Linked DNA regions of Homo sapiens: region 1 is linked to region 2. Evidence: chromatin loops called from intact Hi-C (ENCODE). Cell type or tissue: heart left ventricle. All regions are shown on one strand.

What was found. A loop is a pair of places that touch in the nucleus more often than their neighbours do. Peaks named below come from ENCODE experiments on the same cell type or tissue, not always from the same donor. Only the 100,000 strongest peaks of a DNase experiment are listed, where the experiment ranks them.
Region 1: a loop joins it to region 2, with 7 times the contacts of the local background. A loop is called at or near these places in 45 of 110 quality-filtered maps.

Annotation. Positions count from the first base shown.
Region 1 is chr11:197,356-199,855 of GRCh38, forward strand. It overlaps CIMAP1A (ciliary microtubule associated protein 1A), which reads left to right. Exons shown (of 7, transcript NM_053280.5): 2 at 1-58; 3 at 206-406; 4 at 844-945; 5 at 1,109-1,230; 6 at 2,014-2,154. Among named protein-coding and RNA genes, the nearest start is that of CIMAP1A, 1.8 kb to the left of the region's middle. In heart left ventricle, no CTCF peak of the experiment used is centred here; DNase peaks (open chromatin) are centred at 586 and 1,036.
Region 2 is chr11:360,753-363,252 of GRCh38, forward strand. No RefSeq gene overlaps it. Among named protein-coding and RNA genes, the nearest start is that of B4GALNT4, 7.5 kb to the right of the region's middle. In heart left ventricle, a CTCF peak has its summit at 1,341 (motif pointing left); no DNase peak of the experiment used is centred here; H3K27me3 peaks cover 586 bases.

The DNA of each region.
Region 1 (2,500 bases), 160 kb before region 2:
CCCATCATGGCCCTCTACAGCAGCCCTGGACCCAAGTACCTGATTCCACCAACAACAGGTAAGAGCCTGAGAGACTGTGGGAGAGGGTCAGGAGCCAGGCGGGCAGGTGGGGGTCCCGGGAAGGGCCTGGGGCTCAATCCCTGACTCCCAGCGGGGAGAAGGGCAGGTCAGGCTCCGGGCTGCTCAGGGCCCATTGCGTCCACAGGCTTCATGAAGCACACGCCCACCAAGCTGCGTGCACCGGCCTACAGCTTCCGTGGGGCCCCCATGCTCCTGGCAGAGAACTGCTCCCCAGGGCCCCGTTACAATGTAAACCCCAAGATACTGAGGACTGGCAAGGACCTTGGCCCTGCCTACTCCATCCTGGGGCGCTACCAAACCAAGACCATGCTGACTCCTGGTCCAGGTTAGTGACCCTGTCTCAGGCTCCTGCCCTGCGCAGCCTCAGGCCTGCCCCTCCCTGCTGGGTGCCCCTAACCTCATGTCAGCAAGGGTGTGGGAGAGCTCAGCCATCCTGGCCCCTCCCGTCCCATCTTTCTCTCTTGAGGGGTCACCATCGTGCCTGGGCAGAGAAGACTCTGGCCCAAGAGTCCAGCTCCGACCTGGACCTTTCTCTGCCAGGCCGACGTCAGACCCCACTCTCCCTGCTCAAAAATAGCCTTTGTCTCACCAGCCCTGAAGTCAGCATTTCCATCCTGGACACCCCCTGACCCGACTTGGTCACCACCTGTGTTGGAGCCCAGAGGCCCCACGCCTAGAATGTTGGGGAGTCCTCCTTGAGCCCCCAAACTGGGCTGCATACCCACCTGCTTGTCCCAGCAGCCCCCTTGGCTCCTTGTCCAGGTGACTACTTTCCAGAGAAATCCACCAAGTACGTGTTCGACTCAGCACCCAGCCACTCCATCTCTGCCCGGACAAAGGCATTCCGAGTGGACAGCACCCCAGGTCCGCAGCAGCCCCAACCATCCTCAGCCAAATGGACCTGGGGATCCTGGGTGGGGTGTGTGACATGGGGCAGCCCGACGGCTGATCTCCAGAGTTGGGGGAGAGCCCCAGGGAAGGAGCAGTGGGCCCTGTTCCGGCCTGAGGCTCCACGTCCACCCTGCAGGCCCCGCTGCGTACATGCTGCCCATGGTAATGGGGCCCAATACCGTCGGCAAGGCCTCCCAGCCCTCCTTTTCCATCAAGGGCCGCAGCAAGCTGGGCGGCTTCAGCGACGACCTACACAAGGCAAGGGCCACCCCAACTGAGAACAGAGAATCACCCCCAACCATCTGAACCCTCCCCCGGAACCCAGGACCCACCAGTTCGGCCCTGCCTTGCCAATGCCCCTCAGCCCCCTCAGCCCTTCACCCTCTGGGCACCTGCCACGTGCTGGGGTTACACTGCAGTGGTGAGGAGGGGCAGGCAACAGGCCAGAAGGGAGACGCCCTGGCCCCAGCATGGACCGTGCTGAGGACAAGAGATGGGGTTTAGGAAGCACTGTCTGGAGAGAGAGAGGCAATCTTAGATAGGGTAGCATGGAAAGAAGAGGAGGAGGAAAAAATAAACCATGAGCTATTTGGGGGAGGAGGGTCCTGGTTTCAGAAACAGCCAGTGCAAAGCCCCTGGGTGGCACATGCCTGAGAGCTTGAGGGGCCTGAGATGGGGAAGCAGCATCATGGCACCCAACAGCCCTCGTCCATGTTGATTTTGCCAGCCCCAGGCCCTCAGGTCCAACAGGGCAGCAACAGCCTCTCTCACACACGCTCAGCGATGTTCCCAGGACTGGCACACACTGGGGATGCCATTGCCAGCGTGAGGCTGAAATGGAGGAAGTGACCCCCACATGAGGTACCCCACAAGCAGTGGGGTGTGATCTCCACAGTGTGACAGAAGACAGAAGGGGACCTTGATGCACGGGCACCAACTTGTAGCTGACCCTGTTGACTCAGAGCCTGAGTTTGCTCCCTGTCCTCTAGGGCCACACGCCCTGGGTAGGCCGAGTTGGTCTGAGCCTCCTTTACCTCTCAGACCCCAGGTCCCGCAGCCTACCGCCAAACTGATGTGCGGGTGACCAAGTTCAAGGCTCCGCAGTACACCATGGCTGCCCGTGTGGAGCCCCCAGGGGACAAGACCCTCAAGCCAGGACCAGGCGCCCACAGCCCTGAGAAGGTCCAGGAAGAGCACAGCTCAGAGGGGTCAGGGTGGGGCAGGGTCCTGGCCCAGAGGGATGTGTAGGAAAGAGCAGGGAGGGGGGCTGGGACACAGACGAGGGGAAACAGGGTCAGGCTATGGAAGGACACAGCCAAGAAGGGGTGGAGGGGTGGGGTGGGGATGGGAGGCACCTGCACCCTGAGGACCCTGTACATTTCCAGCACTAGGCCCACAGGTAACCCTTCAGGGACATGGAAGCAGAGACCCTGCCCTTTTCCCTAGACACTGTGACAGCTACTACTGCTGAGTGCTCTGTGTTCAAACCTGGGAGCATAGCTTCTGGCCACCTTGGCCCCAGGTTCAG
Region 2 (2,500 bases):
ACTTTTCAGGGACCTGGCTGTGCACGGACGTTAATTCCACGGTGGTATCTGCCTGGCAAAGCAGGGGCTTGTGGCCGTCAGGTGATCCGTGAGTTCTAGCTCAGATCTGTCTCTCGGCGAGGCCAGTGACCTGCTCTCTGGTTTTGGAATGCATCAGTGGCACAGACATCCTCAGAATCCTACATTGGTCCCTGACCCATGGGGTGAGGGGTCTCATGTTGGAAAAGGCCAGATGGAGGCCATAGAGCTGCCTCTACCCAGGAAAACAGTCAATCGAAATAAGTCCCGCCTCCCTGGAGGTACAGCAGAGATCGGTGCCACCATCCAGGACCTGACCTGCCTCCCTGGAGGGACAGCAGAGATCGGTGCCACCATCGCGGACCTGACCCGCCTCCCTGGAGGGACAGCAGAGATCAGTGCCACATCGTGGACCTGACGATGCAGGGGCTGGAGACTCCACCACAGCCCCGTTTGCCTGCCTTCTTTGGCCTGTGTGGAAGGCAGGAGGATCTGGAAGAAGGACAGGGAATTGCTGTAAAAAATAATCAGACGGTGGTTAGCGTAACGTCTGCTCCTGACAGGCTTTCACTGAGCAGCAAATCCACACGCTCCTTGCGGCCTCATGGGTGTAGGGTCCAGCCCCACAGGGTCGGTGGGTTTTTCTCCCCATGTGCAGAGACGAGAGAGTGTAGAAATAAAGACACAAGACAAAGAGATTAAAAAAAAGACAGCTGGGCCCGGAGGACCACTACCACCAATGCGCGGAGACCGGTAGTGGCCCCGAATGTCTGGCTGCGTTGTTATTTATTGGATACAAGGCAGAAGGGGCAGGGTAAAGAGTGTGAGTCATCTCCAATGATAGATAAGGTCACGTGGGTCACGTGTCCACTGGACAGGGGGCCCTTCCCTGCCTGGCAGCCGAGGCAGAGAGGGAGAGGAGACAGAGAGAAAGATAGCTTACGCCATTATTTTTGTATATTAGAGACGTTTAGTACTTTCACTAATTTGCTACTGCTATCTAGAAGGCAGAGCCAGGTGCACAGGATGGAACATGAAGGAGGACTAGGAGCATGACTGCTGAAGCACAGCATCACAGGGAGACGGTTAGGCCTCCGGATAACTGCGGGCAGGTCTGACTGAAGTCAGGCCCTCCACAAGAGGTGGAGGAGCAGAGTCTTCTCTAAACTCCCCCGGGGAAAGGGAGCCCCTCCTTTCCCGGTCTGCTAAGTAGCGGGTGTTTTTCCTTGACACTTACGCTACCGCTAGACCACGGTCCGCTTGGCAACGGGCGTCTTCCCAGACGCTGGCATCACCGCTAGACCAAGGAGCCCTCTAGTGGCCTTGTCCGGGCATAACAGAAGGCTCGCACTCTTGTCTTCTGGTCACTCCTCACTATGTCCCCTCAGCTCCTATCTCTGTATGGCCTGGTTTTTCCTAGTTTATGATTATAGAGCGAGGATTGTTATAATATTGGAATAAAGAGTAATTGCTACAAACTAATGATTAATGATATTCATATATAATCATATCTAAGATCTATATCTGGTGTAACTATTTTTATTTTATATTTTATTATACTGGAACAGCTCGTGTCCTCAGTCTCTTGCCTCGGCACCTGGGTGGCTTGCCGCCCACAATGGGCAGCTTATTCATCAGGGAAGGCCTTTGTCTCCACACCTGTGGGTGAAGACCATCGGGATGCTTTGCCTTCAACAGGCAAGGCCAACAATTCACCTTCACTTCCCTCCCTCCAGGAACATCAGCTCCCAGCTCAGAGTCATCGGCCTCGCTTACAGGGACGTCACACTACCCGCTCTGTGGGGGGCATCGTGTGGTCTGGACTTGCTGAGCAGAAAGTAGCCGCTGCCCTCAACACCTCCCTAGAGCATCTGCGAGCCGAACACCTGGGGCCCACACCTCCGGCACGTCTAGGGACCCAGTGGTCCATCCCTTCCCAAGCACAAGGCAAGTGGCTACCTCAGTCCCTTCCTCCACGAAGAAAGAGGCACGATGCCTAGTGCTGTAGGTCCCATGTTATTTGGGAAGCAACTTTTGCCCTATTTGGAAGTGCTGCTCCAACCCCTTAACCCAAGACCAGAGGAGGCCTGCTAGGGGCCACGTGCCACATGGGCTGCTCGGCCACTTGGGCCACATGGCCAAGCACATCCAGTGCTGCTTGAACTGTGTCGAGCTTCTGGCTGGACCTCTGGTTGGCCTCTGCACTGACTTTCAGCAAAGCATTGCCACCATCTGGAGACAGGTGTCCCAGGGTCCACCATCTGGACATAGCTGTTGCAGCCCACGCCATCCGGAGAGAGGTGTCCCGGCCCCCACCGTCCGGAGAGAGAGCTCTCCCGGCCCCCACCGTCTGGAGAGAGGTGTCCCGGCCCCACCATCCGGAGAGAGCTGTCCCGGCCCTACCGTCTGGAGAGAGAGCTGTCCCGGCCCCACCGTCTGGAGAGAGGGGTCCCGGCCCCCACCGTCTGGGGAGAGCTGTCCC